Linked DNA regions of Mus musculus: region 1 is linked to region 2. The links are chromatin loops, found by intact Hi-C in ENCODE. Cell type or tissue: left cerebral cortex. All regions are shown on one strand. Each heading gives the region's core, and the rest is flanking DNA. Links, peaks and the distances in the headings are about the cores only.

Region 1 (16,398 bases), core at 3,429-11,428, 300 kb before region 2:
TTCCTTAAATTCTAAAAAGCCTTTAGCTGCTTTATTTCTTCCTTGACCCAAGTTATCATTGAGTAAAGCATTGTTCAGCTTCCATGTGTATGTTGGCTTTCCGATGTTTTTGTTGGTATTTAAGACCAGCCTTAGTTCATGGTTATCTGATAGGATGTTTGTGATTATTTCAGTCGTCTTGCATCTGTTGAGGCTGGTTTTGTGACCCATTATATGGTCAATTTTGGAGAAGGTACCATGAGGTGTTGAGAAGAAGGTATATTCTTTTGCTTTAGGATGAAATGTTCTATAAATATCTGTTAGATCCATTTGTTTCATAACTTCTGTTAGTTTCACTGTGTCTCTGTTCAGTTTCTGTTTCCATGATCTGTCCATTGCTGAGAGTGGGGTGTTGAAGTCTCCTACTATTATTGTGTGGGGTGCAATGTGTGCTTTTAGTTTTAGCAAAGTTTCTTTTATGAATGTGGACGCCCTTGTATTTGGAGCATAGATATTCAGAATTGAGAGTTGATCTTGGTAGATTTTTCCTTTGACCAGTATGAAGTGTCCTTCCTTATCTTTTTTGGTAACTTTTGGTTGAAAGTTGATTTTATTCAATATTAGAATGGCTAATCCAGCTTGTTTCTTGGGACCATTTGCTTGGAAAATTGCTTTCCCGCCTTTTACTCTGAGGTAGTGTCTGCCTTTGTCACTGAGGTGCGTTTCTTGTATCTAGCAAAATGTTGGGTCCTGATTATGTATCCAGTCTGTTAGTCTATGTCTTTTTGGGGGAATTGAGTCCATTGATGTTGAAAGATATTAAGGAAAAGTGCTTGTTACTTCCTGTTATTTTTGTTGTTAGAGGTGGAATTATGTTCGTGTGGCTATCTTTTTTTTTTGGAGTTGTTGAAAGATCACTTTCTTGCTTTTTCTAGGGTGTAAATTCCCTCCATGTTTTGGTGTTTTCCATCTATTATCCTTTGTAGGGCTGGATTTATGAAAAGATATTTTATAAATTTGGTTTTGTCATGGAATATCTTGGTTTCTTCATCTATGGTAATTGAGAGTTTTGTTGGGTATAGTAGCCTGGGCTGGCATTTGTGTTCTCTTAGGGTCTGTATGACATCTGCCCAGGATTTTCTAGCTTTCATAGTCTCTGGTGAGAAGTCTTGTGTAATTCTGATAGGTCTGCCTTTATATGTTACTTGATCTTCTTCCCTTACTCCTTTTAATATTCTTTCTTTGTTTAGTACATTTGGTGTTTTGATTATTATGTAATGGGAGGAATTTCTTTTCTGGGCCTAAGAGATGCCGCTTGTGGTAACCAAATGTGATGCTTATAAAGAATTGAAGATAATTAGGCACAGGTAACCCAAAATTTTGAAACCAAATGGAGAAACGCTTGGTTTTGGTAATGAGGACACCATACATTTTAGAAACAAGTTCCTACAATATAAAGAACAGAAAAAAATGTTATTTTTTAAAATGTAGGAAATAAATAAGGGAGAAGAGGTGAAGAATCTCTGCACTGAGGCTGAGATAATGAGCCTGGGGCCTGGAGCAGTAGAAGGTGAATCTTGATTTCTGCTTTATTCCTGTTGGGATTTAAAAAAAAAAAAAAATCACATAACAAGGCTGGGGTGAGGAGCCAGTAAGCAGAACTGAAGTGGGGAGATAGCTCAGTGCGTAAGGTGCTCACCTCACAAACACGAGGACCTGAGTTCATCCTAGAATACACGAGAAACAAAATAGAGCGTACAAGTAACAAACACAAGTCCAGGAATGGTGACTAATCATTCTCCCAGTGCTGGGAGGCAGGCAAGGGCAGGGGGGCTTGCTGGCTCATCTAGCCTGGTTGGTGAGCTCCAAGCTAATGAGAAACTCTGTCTCAAAGAAGAAGCATGGCATTTCTAAAGGCTGTGCTCTAGTCTCCAAATGCACACACACACACACACACACACACACACACACACACAAACACAAACTGTCTCTACCCTAGTCATCTAAGTGTTAAGTCTGCACAAACCAGGCTATACCCTTCCCTTCTCCCTATGGGATTTTTGCATTGCTCGATCCTGAGAAAGATCTTTCTGTTTCTGGAATCATCTCCTCCAGGAAACATGTATAAATGAATGAACTCCATCAATTTCTCCAGTGGCCACCCCAGTAGGAGGATTCCTTCTTGTGCCTCCATTTATTCTTGAAGCACATGATAGCAATGGGACAGATGTCTACAATCATACAGATGCAAATGCCCAGCGTGTTCCACAGCAGTAGGGAACACTTCACAGTTGGTAGTCAGACAGAATTGACTAGAGATGATTCTAAAGCTGGAGTGATAAAGTGAACCCTGGGGCCTCACAGGGTGGGTAGCCAGACAGGGCTCTCTGATCTTAGGAGACACTTGGAATTCCTAGGGGGAGGTAGAAGGATGTAGAGAAAGGATCAGCAGGGTTGAGAGGATAGAAGAGAACGAGGGAGGGGGAGGAGGGGCAGAGGAGGAGAAGGAACACACAAAACATCAAAATGCAGACAGTATCGACAAGTCAATTTTCTTATGATGGAAACCTACAGTGTACTATTTTTTTTTTAAAATACTTGACTAGCCCCACAGAAGGACAAGAATCGGGATCTTTGTTTACAGGAAATTCAAGAACATTGGCTTCTCAGTTTACAGGCAATGTAAAGTTCAGATTAACGTACCAATCCCAGAGTTGAGCCTCACAGGAACACTAGTAGAATTCTTGCCATTTATCAAGTCTCGAGGAAAGATTTGTGTTCATAATTCGGAATTATTAGATGTTCTCTGCTGACACTGAGGGTAAGACTGAAGTTTCAAAATGTATGCTATTTTAATATGCAGATGAATCTATATATTAACATAATATATGGATTAACATTTCCATCTAACATTGCAAATCACTTTATAGAACATTGCATTGAGAAATTAGTCTAGGCAGCATATTATACACAGAGATCAATAATTTTGTGGCTCATTGCTTAATCTTTCTAATATAGGCAATTCTATACCTAAGCCATCAATGATAGTAATGGGTTTCACTGCCTAAGCCAGGGGTGCTTGACCCCAGGGACAGTTTAATTGCATAGGGACAGTTGAGATTAAAAGCTATCGATAGCTTCCAAAACGGTCCTGTCAACCTGTCAAAAGAATTGTCAAATCCACAACAGTGCATCTTTTTTTGTTTTTTGTTTTTTATTTTTTTGTTTTTTGCTTTTTGCTTTTTACAGCAGAGGGGTGAGGAAGGAGGTCATGCCCAAACTTAAAATTGCCTCCTCTGAATCTCATCTTACACAGCTTCCTCAATATCCCTTTTTCATATTTAGAGATGTCAAGAGTTGACAGGCCCTGGAGAGACAGCTGGGGTCTGAGCATGCCCAGTAGACAGCCTCTCTTTTTGTGTGTGTGCACACCGAGAGCTTCCTTTGGCACAGCAGCTAGCACTAGACCTGAAGGCAGCAGGCTTGTGCGCAGCTGCTGCTCCTTGCCGGGAAGCCGATCACTGCACCAGGATCAGCTTTGGATCCTCCTCAGCAGCAGCAGCTGAGCAGCCAGGGGTCGCGGGCATGCACCAGCTGAAACTTGCGCAGGCTGCCTGCTAACGGGTCTTCCTCCTCTGGTGCCCACGGGCCCGCACAGTCCTTAAAACAGCTGCCCTGCTGATGGAGCAGAAATAACAGGCTCCGGATCTCGGCTCACCTGAGGGGGCCGGTGAGAGGCACAGAGAAGGGGTTATAGCGCCTGGAGGAAAGCGACTGTCACGGACCTCTTATGACCATGCTTTCTCGTGATCACGTTTCCCCATTTCTTGGGACTCTGAGGTACCCCCCGCTCTGGACCTGAGGAAGTAGTTGCAGCAGTGACTAGGTTTGTGCATTGCTTTTACGGCAGGTAAGGGGAGCGTCTCTGCCGGTTTCGTTAACTTAAGAGGGTTGTCAGATCTCAGAGGGATGGTTAAAGAGCTTTTATCTATTGAGATCTTCACCGCAGCGTTAATAGTTTCTTCTTAAAGGAGACTGGGGAAGGGATCTCTTGGGGGATTGATTAAAAAAAAAAATTCTGACAGAGATTAAACACAGCATTCTTATTCCCTCTGACTTCTACCTCTTTGGACTCCAAAACTGGCCACCTTGGTAGAATTTTGCCTTGATCCTGCCATTTAACGTTCCATTGGCAAGATCAGGTTAAAGATAATTTATTATATTTAGAAATGAAGCTCCCTGCTTTTTTTTCCCATTAAGTAAAAGAACTTGGACTATAAGTAAACTGATTAAAAATAAAACATAAAAGCCCTAAAACTTCAAAAAAAATTACCCTGTCAGCCAAAAAGAGTACAGGTGACGCTAACACCTTAACATTAACTTATGTAGCATCAACTTATGTAGCTGGCTGTGTGCACACCGTGTTCACCTGGTGTTTGTATTGCTGTCGAGAGGTGCCCAGTATTTATTTTTGAGAAATAAGCACATAACTTTGTACAGAATGTTGGGCAAGATGGGATATCTTCAGAGACATCAGCTGAAAAGAGCCATTTTCCAAATGCAGTTAGGTAGGTAAGGGTGTGTGAGTTTGTGTGTGTGTGTGTGTGTGTGTGTGTATGTATGTATGGATTGGAAACTGTGGAGTCAGACTTCCAGATGGTTCTTCATGTAAAGCAAGCAGGAGTGTGGTGAGCTTTTAGAACTTAAACCAGAAGCAGTTGAATCAAATCTAAAACACACATTTCAAAAGAAAAGGCACCCAAATGGCCATTTAATTGCAGCGACAACTTCCGTTGCTATCACATTGCCTGGATGTTTTAAAGAAGGAAGCACTCTGCAAGCAAATGAAATGGTTATAGCTTCCTGAGCCTTACCTGACCATCGTCGACTTAGTCAGTGGGTTAGGAAGATGCCTTTGTCCTACTTTGGTATTAGATATCTTTCATCCTTACTAAAATAATTCACATTAATAGCTTACACAAAATAGTAACTTATTTCCCTTAGATGTTGAAGAATTGATTTCCTTTCCCCCTGTATCAAAGCTAAAACAGTGCAAATACAGAGTAAACATGAAAAGATGAGGAGGAAGAAAACGGCGTGGGGGTGCGTGATGCTCAGCTGTTAATTGTCGGAAAGATGAACTTTGTGGACAAGGCTTTTAAAGTCTTTATTAAAATGTCAGCTACTGCTTGCAAAACATTCCTCTGTGGGCACATTTAACAATAAGCAGGTGACACTATCAGTCTTGACACAATCAGCTATTGCTTTAACACCTGCTTTATTTTGGCATTGATGTCCCCCGTAAGCACCTGCCGTCCGCCACAGCAGATCTATACCAGTTGTGAACATGGACCTGACACACGAAATTAAAGCAGGTGGGAAAGGCCAGAGCTGTGTGTCCTAGCCTTGAAAAGGGCCAATTAAAGATAATGATGGAAACTTCGAAACACATTGTAACCTCTAGATGAAATGGAATAAGAGGCACAAATTTGAGCACCTTGCTTCAATTGAGAGAGTTGAAACTCCCTGTTTCTAGTTTGTTCTGAAGTAGAAGATTCTAATTAAAGTTTTTTTGTGTGTGCAAAAGAAAAACCCCTTTTTACAGTTTGATTTCCCTGGAGGAGACCTATGCTTTCCTTTTGTTGCTGCGGCTAATCATTATCATCATCATTGTTGTTATAATTGTGGTGGTGGTGGTTTAAATACACAGGTAATATCATGAGCAGCAACCCTACTCTGAGCTCTCTGCTTACCCATGACCCTACAAAAACTACCTGTAAAGGACAGGGCTCAGATTGACTCTCGCTGAAGATCTCCAAGGTCTCCTCCATTTACAAGTCTCTGTGTAGTTAATACAAGCCGTACCCTTGTCAGAAGCTCCCAATAACCTAAGGTCTTGAGAAAAGAACAGCCACAAGATCAAAACCATCTCCCAGACCCTTTCCTTGGCTGGTTCTTGCTCTCTTTATGGGACTTTTGGAAAGTATGTTTATAAGTCCTTACTGAACAGTAACTGTCTTGAGTATAGTTTGACTTTTCAAGTGCTCTCTTGTTAAAAATCTCATATGCAATCACCTGGAATAGCTTCCTCAAAAGGAAGAAGAGAACAAAGTCATTTGCATATTTGAATGGTCAGGACAGACAGTGCTTCTGGCTCTCCTCTCCTTCACCATCTTTGAATTATGACTCCGGAGGAAGAGGCAAACTATTCAGTTTTGTCTCTGTGCTTCTGTTTTAGGACTGTGAGACCAAGGGTGTATGTGGGGGCGGGGGTCCTCCTCTTTCATTGAGATCCATCTTCACTAGGCACCAATAGTGTGTCTCCAAAACCGTACAGGAAAGAGGGTTTGTATGGTGAGCTAAGCTGTGGAGCACATGCTAGAAATGCTAGAAAACTTCATTTTCTCTTAGTAATTCAATGGGACTAGATAGGTATCGAGTTCTAACACAGCTAAGCACATACCTTCCTTGCTCTTCATTGTATGAGAATGCATTCCTGCCTCTACTACTTTTTAGAAGAACTTAGTATGGTAAAAGAACAAAAGTCTACCATATTTTGAGACGAACTCAGCTAGTGTTTAGCATGAGGATCAAGATTAGCTGTGGCCTGCTCATTCTCAAATCCTGTACTAGGAAATAGCCAAGAAGTTCACTGAAAGTCTTCATGAGTAAGAGTAGTTTTATTTCATTAATGAGGTATCCATCCTTCACCACCCCCCAGCAGATGGTTCCAGTCAGTTTCAAAGAGCTAATCAATTATATTTGTGTAACACACAAGATTTTAGTCCCGGTTCTCAGCTGCTTCATTTTTTATTAAATGAGACTTCTTTTGCTTAGTTTACCCATAGCTTTCATTTTATCAACGTATAAAAGGACAATGGTCTCTGTCCAGGTTGAGAAAAATGTTAACTGGGATCTAGGCAAAAATCCTAAAGTATCCAATTAATTCTAGGATTGATGTACTCGTGTCCAAGTTTGCCAGGGAGTGTACCTTATCCTCAAAAGTGGTGTTAGCTTCAGCCAGGACGTTCAGGTTGCCCCTGCTGGAGATAGTCTGAGAATAAAGGCACAGGGCTGAGCTTTGAGAAAGCCTGGTCCTGCTTCTGTGTGTGCATGGTTTTGGTCAAGTAGGCCAACAAAGGAGGATAGGCATAGGTCATGCCTAGCATCCTTCAAACATCCAGTTCACTCAGAATCTGAATATTTGAACTTTCTTAGAGCCGTAAAGAACTTTAGGCAGGTTTACAGGACCCCACACCTACCCCTATGCATGGCAGGAGCTGGGGTTGATCTGGGAGCAGGGTTAAAATCAGGGAACATATTCCTGTGGTTTTTGCTGCTTTGCTTTCTTTGCCTTTGTTACAGAAATGCTTTGTTACACACACAGAGTGGAGTTCATTGGAGAATATGTGGTCACAATGTGTGTGTCTAAAATAACGAGTGTCAGTAAGCAGGGCTAAGGAGATAGGGACCTTCGTGTGTATGGGCTGAAGATGTAGGAGACCAGGTTAGTCGTGGGCTTTCTGTAGAAACTAAATTTCTATTTTAATTTAAAATTTAAAATTCTTTTGAGAGTTTAGTACCTGATTACTGTGTTTACATAGTTTTTATCCTCCTCTCCACGGAAACTCCTCTTCATATCCCCCACTCCCTCTTTTTATGTATACATATACATACATACCACCTATGGCACCCATCTAGTATTGCTTGTATGTGTTTGTACTTGAGATTTGATAGCCTATCAAGGGAGCTTTTCCCTGAGGGAAAAAATGGAATCTCCCTCACTTGGCAGCCATTGGCTGCCTGTAGTTCATCATCTAGGAGAGGAACCTCGTGAAGTTTCCCCCAGTTGTAGTGGCATGTCACTTGGTGACTACATTCTTCAGGTCTTATTTAGGCAACCATATAGTTAAGATTCCATGGGCGTAGCTCCCTTTTGTATGCAAATAAATGAAACTCGCAGGTAAATGCATAGAATTAGAAAATACTCTTGAGTGTGGTAACGGAGACCCAGAAGACAAATGCAGCTTGTTCTGTCTTGAGGAACTCGGATCCTGGTCTCTAGACTTGAATAAATAACCTGGAGGAACTGCAGAAGCCAAGAAAGTAGCAAGGAGCCTCAGGGAAGGGGGAGGCGACTGGAATTTTAAAGCAAAGTGGAATTTATTGGAGGATCTGGCATTTGAAAGTGCTGTGGCTGCCACAAGGAATGAGTAAGGGCAGAGTAGGAGGGATAGGAAGCTGTGTGATCAAAACCTATGTGCCATGGGTATGTGAGCATCATGCCTTGACTGGTACTTAAAAATAACAGCAGTTTGTATTTTCAAGCTAGAATGGCTTTTCTTATTTTGTGGATCGAAGCTGTAGTGGTTTGTTTCCAGACATCTAAAATCCAACCTCCTCCATGACAGGATGTTAATTTAAGCTATTCTTCATATTGTATTCCCTGACTTGGGAGTTTTAACCTCCCCAGCCCCCTTTCATTTATTTTTTAGAGTGTGGTCTTGAACTCATGGTTCTTTGAGCTAAGCCTTCCACTCAGTCAGGAGTCTTATTTTTTATAAGCCTTTCAAATGAAAAGGAAGAAAGTTCTTTAGCACTTCCTCAAAGAAAGAGTATCTGTGCAAATAAAGAAAAGCCACACACAAATGCTTCTCCCTTTCATGCTATAAGCTGTGGCTTTGGTTCAATGAACTCTTGAGTCCTGGCTCTGTTAAGCACTGTCCTGTAGTAGTTCCTGCTGACATTTGCATATAAAAGTATCCACAGGCTTAGGTGTGAGCATAATTGTTCCCCAGCTGGTAGCACTGTTTTGGGAGGTTGTGGAACATCTGAGTTTGGAACCTAGCTAGAAGAGGGTTTGAACTCCTCCACATCTGGCCCAGGTCTTTGTTTCCTATTCTGCAAGATCTAAGGAGTCCAAGCCACCATGATCTTATGACCATCAACCACACCATGATAGACTCCACCCTCAGAACCATGAGCCAAAATTAACCCTTCCTCCGTTAAGTTGCTTCTTTTCAGGCTATTGATCACCGTGACAAAAGGAATACAATACCCAAATTGTTGTTCTCTTTAAGATTGGTCTTGGCAGTGTTAGCCTGTTCAATACCACATATCTAGACTACTCTATAAACTACTCAAAAATACATGGTCATTCTTGGCTTATCCTCATTTTCTGTCTCCTTTCCTCTCTTACTATTTTGTGAGTTCTTTCTTGATGTTCCCAATATTGAGCTTTAAGCCACTGTACCTGCTATTTCCTTCAGAATGTGTGTGTGTCTGTATATTCATTCCAGCTAGAATATATAAATAGATAAAAGTTAAATATATATACATTTAATATATATTTATATATACATATATAATATATAGGTCTATATTATATTTTCTATATAAAATATGTAGATTTATATTGTGAATTTATATATGTATATATGACCATATAATATATAGCAAATTATATTATAGTAAATATATAAATAAATTATTAAATATCTACTAAAATATTTATATATTTAATTTAATATAACATTTTATATTTACATTAAATGATATGTTTTCTATATAAATAAATGTATATATTTAACTTTTAGCTGCTTGTAGCATTATTCTACCCATTGATTGATTCATTTCTTGGACAAATGTCATCCTTTTGTGACTATAATGCTTAGCCTCACCATGTCCTCGCTTGTAGGATAATGTGATCAATATTAAAGCATTGTTTCTGGATGCTTAAAGCATTGTCTTTTATCAGACTGCCATCAGTATGGCTTCTCCTTTGATGTTTGACTCTGTGCATATGGATGGACCTAACCGGTATTAATTGCTGAAAAAGTGGCAGGTGGACAAATGACATTGAGCACTTTTTTCTTTAGAGTCCGTCTTTGAACGGCTTCTAGGCTGGGGATGTTTGTGCTTGCCAGAAGGTGCACATTTCTGGGTGTGGTTTGCTCTGGTTTTGTCTGTCTTGAGCTCTGCTGCATCCTTTTTTTAAATTTATGAGTTGGATAAATTATAGCTCTGGGTGAAATCTGGTCTGATAACCTGTTTTTGTAAATAAAGTGCTATCAGAGCAAGCTGTTTTTGTTCACATTCTGCATTGTATAGGGTACGTGAGTGTTTGTGACAGAGGCCATATGACCTGCAAAGGAGAACGTGCTGACCTGGTAGCTAAAGTTTGTTGCCCTTTGCTGTGACCTGAGAAGGAGCTGCAAGCTGAGGTCTGGATAGCAGCAGCAGGCAGCTGCCAGGCCCTTTTATGGAGTGATAATGCTGAGGTCAATGCTACTGTGACTACAAAAGGCTCATGGAAACTCTGAGAGCTTTACTTTAGCAATTATGTAGCTAGCTCCTTCACCTGGAGCTCACCCTTTGTCCTCTAGGGTCCCAAGAATCCTTAACTTACTAGATCTGAGAGATGCTCTACTTTGCGTTTTGAGCCTGTTCTCACCTTGGGGTGCTAGTCTCAGAAGCATTAGTTTAGAACAGTGGCTCTGAGATCTGAGCTGTGTTTCAGAATCACCTGTGGAGTTTAAAACGTTTTCTAAGAATAATCTTAGGCCTCACCTGGAACTTTCCAAATCAGAAGTTCCATGGGGGTCCTGCATTTTAAAGAGAAGGATCCTGGAGCGTTGGTCCACAACCTTCCTAGTGCTGTGACTGTTTAATACAGTTCCTCATATTGTGCTCACCCCCAACCACAAATTATTTTGTTGATACTTCATAGCTATAATTTTGTTACTGTTTACATAATATACATACCTTTGGAAATAAAGGCTGAGAACCACTGTTAAATTTTGGCTGTCTTTCTTTTTGGACTGTCTTTTGATGTGGGCTTTGACTAAGGTACATTTGAGATGTTTTTACTCTAGGTTCAAAGTGTCAGCCTGGTAGAGATTTTTATGACATTCATAGTTTTAGGAACAACTTGAACCTGGGGTGGTGGTTGTAGTGTGGCTGCTGGGTTGAAAGGTATGCTGTGTCCAGTTCCACAAGAAGTCTTGCCATTCATAGTGGATTTTATAAGGATACATCAATGGTTGTCATTCCATGTGTGAAATTTTATTTTCCCCTTTCCTGGGAAGGAAGGAAGCCTTTCTTTTGAAGGGGGCATTGGCTGGCTCCCAATTGCCACTCTCTCGTGGGGCTCACGACACCAATGGGCTGCTGGAAGTAGAAACAGCACTTAGGGACTCTTTCCTGGTTCTTCCTACACTGCTAAGAGAAGGACGCGCCCATTCGCTAGATAGTTAGAGGCCCTGAGCTCTGGATGCATTTTTGCTTGGAGATTACTTTCCTGTCCCTACCACAGAATCGACACACTCTATCACTCCCTTTTTAGAATAAGAAAAAAATAAAAAGATCCTTAAATGTTTCTTTCTGTGTGTGTATGTGAGGTTCACATATCCGTGCAGACGTGTAAGCACACGTGTGCCAGCCAGATGCGGATTTATCTTCTTTCTAAAGCAGCTGCTCCCGGTGAAACTGGAGTTCACTATTTTGACTAGGTTGTCTGGGAGATAATCCACCAGGATCTTCCTCTTCGATAACTCCCCCCTGCTCCCTCCCTGAGCTAGATGGTGTCACGCAGTCCGTACACGGTTTCTGTGAATCCAAATTCAGGTGCTCATGTTTATGAAGCACGTTACCCACTGAGTCATCTCCCCAGTCCTCGTTTTAATTTTTTTTTGTTGTTGCTATTTATAATGCTTTGAAGTAGACTATTAATGCCAGAAAACAAATAAGGAAAAACGATAACGAAAAAGGAAATGTAGATGTACCAGCTCATTGGTGCTTTGGTAGCCATCATAGTGACCCAAATAGAAGCACACACAAAACTCCTAAGTTTTGTTTATAAGGAACAATCATTTCTGCCATGCTTGAACTTATATGCTGTTTTTTTCTCTCTCAAAAGTATAGGAATAATTACTGAAATATTAGTTTATAGATCACCAAACCCATCCAACTAAGTAACTACCAACTCCCTAAGGTATACAATTCTATATTATGACTCATAGTTACTGATGTGTAGGGATATAAGCTTGACAGATGTCTGAACAAAAACAATGATCTCGAGATTGGATGGGTTTGCATATTAAAGGCATTTGGATTAATTCAGGTTTTGGCCTGGCTGGTTTCAGTAAGCATTTCCATGTTTTCTTAGACATTTCATTAAGATTAGAAAGGGTGTTCAGAAGCATTTAAGGGAAAGTTAGTTCCTTTCCAGTCTGTAATTGCATCTTGTACTTGCCTTGTTTTGCTGTACAAGCAGGGGCTCTTCCTCCCAAGGGATTTCTCTGGGGGAAGGGGCTATGGCATCTCTATGATGCCTGAATTAGTCATATTCTCATGCATTGTGGAAATCCACCCGCCTCAGCCTTCCATCTAGCTGAGACTTGGACACCACTGCGTTTGCTTCTTTGGGAAAGCCATAGTCACTCACAGAGCAAGAGAGAATGTCAGCTCACTATTGTTACTCTGAGTCTGGTTATGAGTTTTTGTTGTTGTTGTTTATGTGATTTGGGGGGGGGGGTTGTTTTGAGACCTAGTATTACTAGGTAGCCTTAGCTGGCCTAGAACTAGTTATATAGGTCAAGCTGGAGTTATAGAGATCTACCTGCGGTTGCCTCTCAAGTGCTGAGATTAAAGATGTATGTCCCCTGCCTGGCCATGTTGGTGAACTCTTAAACACACCCATCTAGAAGTACAAGATTCAGTGAATTACTCAACTGGAAGAACTAATTAAAGTGTTTCCTAGGATCGTTAGTATCCTGTGATTAAATTATCACTATTTACCTGTTAGAAGAGTTGATTTCCTCAGTCAAGAATTTCTAGATTCCTTTTATGGGCTAGGCCAGTAATAAAGATGTGGCTCTGGGGACCCGCTTTATTTCAAGGACAAAATTAAGTGACTTTTGGTTTTCACTCTGCTTGTAGGAGGTATTTTTAGGCCATTGGATAGGAACAAGTTTCCCGTCTGCATAGATATAGTCAGCAATTGTTTTTGTGTTCCACTCTTGCTTTCAGAACTCTTACTACCCTCTTTACAAGGAACTCTGCATCATATTTATTTTTACTAATGTCCATAACTCATAGGGTTGTTCCCCCCCACACACACACACACAGACTGTATTGTATTTATCTTTACTTCTTTGTAGAATTTCAGCATGGTGCCTTTTGGACGAATGAATTAACCTTTCTTTTACTGAGAGCAAAATGAAATATCTACCATTGTTTTTGCATTGTTATAGATAGACGGTTTAGGTCACTGCCTTCTAAGATGAATTCTGATGAGTCCCAACATAATGAAGGAATGATTGAATGTTTTGAGAAGTACTGAGACCAAATAAATTTTAAGAAATATAAGTGCATTTCCTAGATATTAGATGGATAGAAAAATCTCAATCTGTCATCTCTCTCTCTCTCTCTCTCTCTCTCTCTCTCACACACACACACACACACACACACACACACACACACACACACAGGAGAGCGCGAGCATGAGCACTTTACCCTACCTCTGTCTTCCTGAGTCAGAATTTCTTGAAACTAGAGCCCAAAACTCTGTATTAAGAGACTCTTTAGTTGGGGGTATGACTGTGTATGAGTTTTTCATCTTCCTTTGTAAAGATCTTCTGTAAAGTCTGAAGCTCTGTGCCCAGCTATGCATGAGTTTTGATTTGACAAGAGGTTTGCCTAGGTTGTTGCAGGGTGGTGGGGGGTGGGCTTATAATGACACCAAGTGAAACATAGGATAAAATAGGAACATTCGTGTGTGGGATGGGTTTGTGTGAAGATGAGGCAAGGTTGACACTGTCCAACAACAGCTATGTGTATCTTGTCTTATAGACAGACTTATTGATGCTTGGTCTTACAAATCAGGTCATGGTATAAAGTACTGGCCTATTGCCAGCTACTGTTCCCTTCATGTTTCCCAGCTGAACTAACTAGAGAATATAAATTATATGAAGTCCCAGATGGTCAGCCTGCTGCCTTTTTGGTACAACCTTGGCATAAATATGACCATAACAAAAGGTGTGTGTTTGGAGAGGGGGGTGTCTGAAGTAAATTGAAGTTGTGGTTTGATCTATCTGTCAGAGTGTGTAATGATGGTGATGTCATCCTTCAGAAAGCAAGGGTTATTACAGAAGTGTAGATTATATGCATCTCTTGATACTAGCTTGCTTAAGAGATGGAAGTGGCAGTACAGAATGAAACGTGTGACTCCGGGAATGATGGAAATGCAAAAAGCTGACATTCTAAATGAGAACATCTCATCAGTGAGTAGACACATGAGAAAGAAATCTCAAAAGATGCAGAGCTGTCCTGAAATGAGTCTTGCCTAGAGGGAAGGTCATATGCTCAGAGGGTATGTGTCTGCAGAGCTCAGAAGGAAGGAGCTAACTGATAATACCAAAATCATTGTCTACTATTGTGAAGACTTCAAAGTGAGGGACAAGAAGATTGGCCATAGTGGATAGAGAGACAGAAAGGACAATGCCTAGCTGCAAAGAGAGGAACAATCAAATGTTACCCACAAAGAGAGGCTATGCATCTCTTTGATTATATGTTCCGAGTCCCTAGCATATACATATTGGATAGCTAAACAGTCTAAATACCAGTGATAACAGAGATTAAAAGACAAAAGCAATTCCTGACTTCACAGAATCTGAGTTTTGATAGATAAAGAGAAAGATAAGATAATAAATACATCATGGAGTGTAATTTAGTACAGCTATTATGGAAAACTCATAGAGGTTCCTTGGCTTAAAAAAAAACTGCTGGAGGCAGAGGCAGGCAGATTTCTGAGTTTGAGGCCAGGCTGATCTACAAAGTGAGTTCCAGGACAGTCAGGGAACCCTGTCTCAAAACAAAACAAAACAAAATAACCAAAACCCGTATGGTCTGGCAGTTCCATCACTGGGAATATATTAAAAGATTGTGCAGCCAGGATGTAAAAAAAAAATCTATATTTCCATGTTCATGGTAGAATTATTCATGGTAGCCAAGAAATGGAGTCAGGCAACGTGCTTACCAGTGGGACAAAGAATAATACTACATGTTCTGCACAATACTATATGGCCTCAAATAAGAAAATTCTACTACTAGCAACAGAATGGAGGAACCTAAAAGGATACTAAGATAAGCCAAGCACAGAAACACAAAATACCATGTGATCTTTAATGGAATTGAAAAAAAGCCAAATCCAGAGAAGCAGAGAGTATTCATGGTACTTGTGAGTTGGCAAAGGTTGGGAAAGAGCATGCGTTAGTGATATGGCAGCTGAGAAATATAGAATTTACTTTAAGGATAAGTTAAAGAGGTCATTGTACATGATGATGACTGTAGTTAAGTATAATGTATTAAAACTAACAATAGTTTTAAATATTCTCACCACAAGGTAAGTTAAAACTAATGCATATATTGATGAGCTTAATCAGATATTCTGTAATGTACATATAGTTTGAAACAAGGTATAAATGGTAAGTGTATCTTACTTTGTCAATTAAAAATCAGAAGATAGGGGCTGGCTAAACGGTTAAGTGGGTAAAAACACTGGGTGCCAAGCCTGGCAATCTGTTACTCCCTAGGGTCCACATGGTGGAAGGAGAGAAGTGACCCCTGTGTGTTGACATCTGATCTCCATGTTCATGCTGTGGCATAGCCAACTCATATCCATCATATGAAAGTAAAATGTAAACAAAAATAAAAAAATAAAAATTGGAGAATGTGGCCAAGGAGATGACTCTATGGAATTGTACTTGTACAAGCACAGGAACCTGAGGTGAATCCTTGGAGCCTGTGTAGAGCTGGGCATGATGATATGCATCTGGAGTCTCAGTGCTTTGTTGGAGAGATAGGAGTCGGAAACAGGAGGATACCCAAGAGCTCTTGGGGCAGCTGGTCTGATTTATGCAGTGGTGAACAATAGAGAGACTGTGTCAAACAAGGTGAAAGTTGAAGACCAATCCCTAAGGTGATTGCCCTCTAACCCTGATGCTACGCTATATACATACACACAGTTATGCTCAAGAACGCGCGTGCTCACATATATGTGACCACACATAGCATGTATGTCACACACACATATGTGCACACACATGCACACACTTACAGGGTTGTGAATACAGAGGTTAGGTTCCATGCCTCTCTTGGTTTAAGTATGAAACTTTCCACACTTTGAGTACTTGAATTGGTGCTTATTGGGTGGGGAGGGGCTAGTAACTGACTAGAAGCAACTTAAGGACAAAAGGGTTATTTGGCTCACAGAGGACAGGACAGTCTATTGTGGAAGGGAGGCATGTTGACAGGAGTGGAAGGCTGGCTGCTCCTAGTCCACCTGCATGTAGGAAGCAGAGTATAAACGGGAAATGAGGCTAGGCTGTAAAACCTCAAGACCTGCCTGTAGTGGCCCAC
Region 2 (8,000 bases), core at 1-8,000:
TCTCAAGTCAAAAAGATCTCACTTCTTATTTCCAGGGTAACAAATTGATTGGCTTGAGGTTTATATTGTAATTCTATTTCCTTCCATTTGTTGGCTCTCTCTCCAACATGACAAGCCAAAGCAGGTTAATATATCAAATCCAACATCTACTAATATTGTACTCTGAAAATTAAACTTTTTATTGGTCTACCTAGGGAAACTTTACTTAATAGGCTATCACAGGTGCAGAGGCAAATTTCAAGAGTTTATTTTAATCAGGCCACATATTTATCTATCTGCAGTCATGCCAAAGAGGAGTAAGTTGGCAAATGAGCCTTCTGTGCCCACAATAGCACCAGGTCTGGATGTAAGGCCAACGTTTAAAGTTGTTGCCAATGGCTTTGGATGGAAATGGTGCCTTGAGGCCACTATGCTTGGTCTTGGGGAGATTTTCAGTCTCTTGATTTTCAGATCAGTGTGTGCTTGGGTGAGGGCTAAGTCTTAGAGCCCATCTTAATGTTTCCAGCTTATACTTTGGTCATGTATTGTTTTCTTAGTAGAGAGGAATGTATAGTCTTGGAAAAAACATTGTTTCTCTAAGCTGAATATGGAAGCCTCATGATGAAAGCACTCTGTTGTTGTCTTCTCATTCCGGATTAAACCGATGTAACCATCTGCTATGGCTTGAGCCTGGTTTTCTGACAGTTGCTTGGGAACATAGTTCCATTACCAAGGGCAGGACTCTGTAGTATCACAATAAGCCCATAAGTGATGAATCAGAAAGCTACTCACATCAAGACATGTTCTCAAGCTGTGGCCTATGTACACACCTCTGGCCATTTGTCTGGTCTCTGCCATAGTTCTGTGACTCTAGAGTTAGGATCTGCATTAGCGCAACAGTTCTGGCAGGGGACAGTCTATGCCTGTCTCGAGGATTCTTCTTAGAAGACTACCTGCATTCTGGGACTGTTACCTTGTGCCACTGGCCATCGTTGATTTTTGTGGGGATCATGGTGCTTGTGTCCCCACTCCCCAAATCATAACTGAAGTACGGGAAGCCATTCCTCAGCTGAACAGTAGCAAAATCAGCATGATTGATCCGAGCCATGTAGAAGAGCAAGCCTGATTCAGCTTCAGTTCGTACCTCCAGCTCAATGGTGAGGCTGCAAAATACAAATGTGGAAAGAAAATGGAAGACCAAGAGTCTCGTTAGGCTAAAACAAAATGGTTTCTACAAGGATATATAAGGAGGATAGAAAATCTGAAGCAGAGGGGATGTCTAGAGTTACGAATCTTCTATACTTGAGTTCAAGGCAGGCAGAATTCTTTTTTTTTTTTTTTTACTTTACTCAGAGAATTAAAAAACAAATCTCTAACACTAGGAATTTTACACATAATTGATGAGACTTGATTAAATGTGAATATTCAGCAGCTCTTGTGCCGTGTTGCAGAATAATACATACCGATTTTTAACTTTGGTGTCATCAAAAGCAATTGCAATGTGGCTGTTTCTGGAAAGCCCAAACTGCTTGCTCCCTGTCAGAAGAGCTGGTTCTGATTCTGCAACACAAGGGCCCTGAGAAATACCAAGGACAGGAGATGAGATCATGGCCAGATACACGGACAATGTTGCTGTTGGAGTGTATTTAATGTATTCCCTTCCTGACCTTGAACAATGCAGAATTCCCTAACACTAAAACCCACCTCTTATTTATTTCTGTAATATTCAGGACAGGTACTTATGAAATGCTCAGTGAATTCAAACTAGTTTTCCTTAGTAATGCCTTGGGATTGCTAAAGGAATGTGTTAAAAAATGTATGGATACATTTATATTTTCCTTACTCTCTAGGGAAAACATTGCTTATATTTCTGGGGAAGCTGCAATTCCTTTTCCACATTTATTTCACCAATGAGGGGTTTTCTTTTTAGAAGATGGACCAGGGAGAACTATGGGCTAGCTACTTGGATTATAAGAATAGAAAAATGTGTTCCCCCTCATCTCCCCATTTCCATTTCCCACTATAGTATTTTTCCTTGGAAATTATCAGCCCACTAGAAGGTTGCTGTAAATTCAGAATTTCAAGATGGCAACCTGCAAGTCAGCCCACTCAGGGCCTTAGCTAGTTGCTAGGCAACCTGCACGTGTGGGCTTTTTTTTTTTTTTTTTTTTTTTTTTTTTAATGCAACCCACCATACACCATTTCCCCTGCTGCTGTTCAAAGATCAGCTTCCTAGGGTGCTTGAGCGAGACAGCTAGGTACACAGATGTGCAGTCACTTGCTCTAATGCTATGCTGTCACCACCTGGAAATTCATAATAATGTTTGATGAAGTGGCCCTGCATTTTCCCTTTGCACATGGCCTCACCAATCACATAACCAGTCCTGGCGACTTGGATTATAATGCATGGCTCAGGAAATAAGGTTTTTCAAATGACAAAGCCGCAAGCCTTCTCCACACTCTCTGTTTTCACAGGCTAGCTTGATGTACAGGTGGCTGATGAAGTTGTTTAGAGCCTGGGGTGTGTGAGAATTCATAACAATAACATGCACCCTTGCACGAACTCATCAGCTTTTCAGATCTGAGTTTAATGGCTTCGGGAGGGAGGCAGACCCAGCCAGTGCTGACTAGGTAGGTCCTCTCAAACAGCCTAGGGCAAGCTTTTGTGAGGAGTGTTCTCCAACAGAGTACCTCAGACATGACTTATCAGCACTCGGGACATCTTTATGTGAGAAAAAGCCTCATTCTCTCTTCTCTTGAGCTTGGTCAAAAGCGACCTATATTATGCCACAGCAGGCAAAAGGGCTTAAAAGTGTTTCAGGAAAGCTATAAAATTGGTCTTTATGGAGGTAGTTACTTTTTTGCCTCCCAGGAGATGGTCATTTATAAAAAGAAGACTGGCTGAAATTCATACATCTATGTAAAAGCCCAGTGGGCAGGGCAGGATAATCTATTCACAACACACAGCAATGCCTTTGCTATTACATGGCCAACAAAAGAAGCTCAAATGGTGACTTAATGTCCTGGCCCGAAAAGGCTATTAATAGAGCAAGAATCATTCTTGCAAATACTGTAGTATGCAGCCTTCCTTAGAATTCTCCAAGAGGATTCCATATGTTGTGAGTTCTTGTGGACAGAATTTCACCAAAACATCTCTAAATGTTTACCTCTGAAAACAGACACTAATAACATCAATGGATGCCATGGACTTACGGAACAATAATGTGCAGGCTGAAGAAATCTACCTGTGGGTAATGTTGCTGTTAGTGCTGCCACAGTCACTTGGTCATTCACCAAATAATATGCTAAGATAATATGCTAATATAAGCCATATTTTAATATGGCTACTAGAATGGACAGATGGCAGTTGTGAATAACGGGCGTTTTATTGGCGCTGTATTGTGGAATGTCATGTGACATTCCACAATACAGCGCCAACATGACTGTTGGTAAGCTGGAGAGTTATTGAACAGAGCCACAGCTGAGCAGCAGTCCCCCACACCTTGAACATATTATCAGATTTTCTAGACAGTCATTTCATAAACACATTCAGTTGGAGGAGAGAGGATTTAGCATAGGTCCTTCGACTCCTATGTCATTATATAGCATACTCATATACACAAGAGGAACATGGTGTAAGGGATACGCGTCACTTCTAGGCCCAAGGACATGCTTTTCCTATGTTTTGGAAACAATAATCTCTGAAAAATGCTAAAACAGCAATAACAGCAGCAATAATAGTAATTAAAAAAAAAAAACACCCAGCCTCAATCAATCTCAACATGTTACACTTCCGCCATCTGGTGGTGATGCTTCATAATACATGTAGCACACAGGGGAAAGGGGATAAAGGACAGGATGGCTTGTTTCTGCTTTGCAGGTGACAATTCTGAGGCACACAGGGATATGGGGAGCCTACTAGAGTAGTGTATTTGTCACTGAAGTAGCTGGAAAGGAAGCCATGCTCCTTGCAGTCACAGTCACAAGGAGAGGGGTCAGTTGTCCTAGCAAACCTTCCCACTCTGTTAAAAGTTCAGGTCAGTGGTCATTTCTAATTCCGGTGCAGTGCTGACACTTGTAAATTCATTAACAAATTCAAAGCAATGTATGATTTCTTGGTAAGTGGACTTTGAGTTTAGATAGCTGTAGAGCAGAGATTCCAACGGCATTTATCAAAACGAGCAGCAAGTGATGAGTCATGCTAAAAATTGTGTAATTTCCTTCCTTCATGAGTCAATGATCCCGTTAATAAGTGTGGGCTAAAGTCCCATCTGATGCTTTCCTTCGGTGATCTTTGTGGGTGAATACTAAATAGGTACTTTTTCAGCACTGACTTTGATGTCCTGATGCATACAATGCCTGCTGCTGTTCACTGAATCATGTGAACTCCTTGGATGTGAGCTCCTTGGTGGAACTGGTCATTTACAGGGATTTGTCATAAGACGGCCCCACCTGGGGTGTGGAGAATATGTTTTCCCTTTCAATACATGTCAGTGCCCAAGGCTGACTTATCCTATGGCTTCGACTATCTATAGCTTTTAGCATACTGGCACTCCCGTTGCTGCAGGAACCATTCTCTCTTGCTTTGCTTTTTTTTTTTCTTCTCAGCTCACATCTCTTCAATTTTCTAAGAACCTTATCTGAACTCTTCATTTCTACCAGAATCTGAAAGTGCCACATTCAACTTTCCAGCAAGATTCACATAAAAGAAATGCAACCAACTTGTCGTATGCCAATCCCTGTGGACTGTGCTTATCAAAAAAAGGCTTGGAGTCAATGCTGCAGCCACTCATCCCATGTGAACATATTGATGCATTTCTGCATTGATAAGCCCAGATGCTTATCAACTCCATCCCCATCATTGTAGATGAGTAATATCCACAAACATAATAAGCAGGGATGTCTTTCTCCCCAGATAGTAATGGGCTAAATAATCAGGGAGATAGTACAAGGGACTACTAGACTCCAGTTCTGTGAGATAAGATAACATGGAGAAAATACAGTCTAATCTAGGATGGTAGACCACATATAACCACAGAATTGACATATCCATTTCACAGGCCTTTTCCCAGGATACTCTTCAATTAGCCTGAAGCATAGTGAATGCTTTCTTTACATTATAAGCTGCTGGCAAAGTTAGGGGTGAAGAGTGTGAGGAAGGAACAAGTGGGCAAGAAAGACAACTCCTGTCAGTCAGGAAATATGGGGCTTGTAGGTAGAAGTTACCATCACCAAGATGAACCTGTGATGATTTTAAAAATTCCAACTTGAAATGTTGAAAACAAGATCTAAGAAGCATTTCATGCCTGAGTTTGAAATTGCTTACAAAGAGAACACATTTCAGTATCTGCCCCCTCCCCCGCCCCCAGTACTTATGTTTACCCTGAAAGTGTGAAAGTCTCCATCACCTAGTTCTCACAAAAGGAGATAGCATGATGGTTGTCACCACAGGCTAGACATGCTTCTAGCTGTTTTATGGACAGTATGTAATTCCTCACCTAATGATCATCAAAGCTAGTTGGATCACTTCAGGAGCAGGATATCACCTACATAGCTCATCTATCAATGGCAGGTGGTCTCTTCCTCCTTCTCTGTTCCTTCCTAGTTTGCCATGAAGATATAAATCTTACATATATTCCGCACTCAATGATTATATTTTATAAAATAAAATACTAAGGTAACTTTTTGTCTTAACTTTTATTCACATTTAGAAAGAAGGCTCCTTTTTTCCCCCAAAGAGAAAACGTAAATCAAATTAAATTGGATAATATGTATCATTATGAAATAGGAGCTGAATCTTTAAAATTCTGCTTGGTATGGTAGCACAGGCCTTGAACTTCAACACTTGAGAGGCAGAGGCTAGTGAATCTCCTATGAGTCTCAGACCAGTGTGGTCTACACAGTAAGACTCTGTCTTAAACAATTTCATGAAGTTGGAAAGTTCTAAAACTATGATTCTGACCCTACAGTCTTCAATTAATTCAATGTGGGGGGGGCAATTCAGGTGTGGCTTGGTGCTCTATTATTTGTGAGTATAATCCAAGACCGTTTTGTAATTTCTCTTATGGGGTCACTTATGTGCTGGAGAGATGGATTAGAACAACATTATTCTTCTTGCAGAGGACCCTGTGTTCAATTTCCAGCATCCATATGATGACTCACAACTGTCCTTACCTCCAGTTCTAACGGATCTAGTACATTTTTTTGAATGCTGCGTGTGTCATGTGGTGCTCATACATACATACATGCAAGCAAATATTCATAGACATTAAACCATAAGCAAAGAGGAGCTAGGATGTCCAAGATCTCTTCTGCCAGCGATGTGGTTCTTCCTGATCAAGAGGTTAACCTTCTCCTCAAGCCCTTGGCTTAGCTACTAAGTGCAATGCTATGTTTTTGAAAACAAATCATCTTGCTAGGAGAAAATGAAAACCAGAATTAGAATATGAGGCTCCAAGAAAACTCATTTGTAAAAGTCTCCATTGGGGCTGGAGAGGTGGCTCAGCGGGTAAGAGCACTGACTGCTCTTCCGAAGGTCCTGAGTTCAATTCCCAGCAACCACATGGTGGTTCACAACCACCCGGGATGAGATTTGACGCCCTCTTCTGGTGCATCTGAAGACAGCTACAGTGTGCTTACTACATATAATAATAAATAAATAAATCTTTAAAAAAAAAAAAAAGTCTCCATATTTTTGAAAACTGTGCTCTTCAGAAGCTAGAGTGATGTGCTTGAGGGACCCCTTAGAGGAAATTGTTTAGAATATACAGGGATATCCTAGACACAAATGAGTTGTATCATAAGAGAGAAGGACAAGGGGGATGCTGGCTAGGTTCTGGCACTGTCAGATAAGATAATATGAGGGAAGCGCTGTCTAACTTTGGATGGCTAACAATGTACTAGGCATAAATTGAGTTATTCATTTCACAGGGAAAAATGAAGTGTTCAATAAAGGCCACTAATGGCCTTCTCTATCCCATCCCAAACAAACAAACACACAAAGATGGAGAACTACTGATGAGAAGGTCCAAGAGGTTTTGCTTGACCAAACATGATTACTAATTAGGAGTTAACTAGTTGTTGCATTTGTTGGAAGCACCTATGTAGCAGATCTCAGCAGTACCCCAGGGGGAAATCACCCAACTTGACCACAGCCTTCCAGTTGTTAATTGATGACTCTATGCATTTCTTTTTGTAAAGACGGGGATAAAAATGTCCCTAATAATGTACATAAGTGAAGATAAATATCATAAAAATAAAGTACCACTTTTCAAAGTTTCAATACCACACTCATTGAAATTTATATCATCATAAGAATATTGATTACAATATAGTCATTATTAAAATTTCATGATAAAAATTCTAGTGCTGGAAGACTCATTTTTCAGAGGCTTAAATGCTGATTCATTAAATAATCAGATTTCTGAATAACTATTTGGCTTGTCATGTAATAAGTATCTTGAATGAATAAGCCAAAGGATGCTGTATCCAAGTGTTTTCAAGATCTTAAGGCTTCAGCCATTATTAGCCATGGATCAGAACTGCAATTGATACATATGCTCCTAAATGCAGTGAGATAGACCATCTCTAATGCAGTGAGATAGACCATATCTGATGTTATGGTGAACCTGTAAGCTGCAGTAACATCTGGAAAAAACAATTCGGACACAGCTGAGACCCTTATCTCACCTGTCTCTTGGCTTCATGATTTCCTACTGGAAATCTAATAAAATAATGAGCTGTGATGAAGGACTTTAATTCTCAGATGAACCTGGTTCCTTCTAATAGTGAAAGCTAGAAATCCACCCAGTAGCCCTCAAAGGGCTGCCCAAGAACAACAACTTATAAAGGCTAGCTTTTAAACTCTGACCTACTGGATTAAAATCACCATTATGACAAGTGTTTGAGTGAACTTGTGAGTTATCTTCAGATGACAAATTCTCACCCAACCTTCTGAAAGTGAGATGCCAATTCAGAGTCCACAGAGCTGTTATGAGAGCTACACATCACATTGGGTAGAG

The links. A loop is a pair of places that touch in the nucleus more often than their neighbours do. Peaks named below come from ENCODE experiments on the same cell type or tissue, not always from the same donor. Only the 100,000 strongest peaks of a DNase experiment are listed, where the experiment ranks them.
Region 1: it touches region 2 in a loop (3-fold over the local background); 21 of 42 quality-filtered maps call a loop at or near these places.

Annotation. Positions count from the first base shown.
Region 1 is chr10:26,691,895-26,708,292 of GRCm38, forward strand. Gm48893 (a long non-coding RNA gene) reads left to right here and starts at 3,398. Exons shown (of 2, transcript XR_003948859.1): 1 at 3,398-3,889. In left cerebral cortex, for the core only: no CTCF peak of the experiment used is centred there; DNase peaks (open chromatin) are centred at 3,434, 4,575 and 8,189; H3K4me3 peaks cover 1,115 bases; H3K27ac peaks cover 452 bases.
Region 2 is chr10:26,991,961-26,999,960 of GRCm38, forward strand. Lama2 (laminin, alpha 2) reads right to left here. Exons shown (of 65, transcript NM_008481.2): 59 at 1,443-1,555; 60 at 953-1,142. Among named protein-coding and RNA genes, the nearest start is that of Gm40618, 14 kb to the left of the region's middle. In left cerebral cortex, for the core only: a CTCF peak has its summit at 3,800 (motif pointing left); DNase peaks (open chromatin) are centred at 2,473, 3,771, 4,204 and 4,393.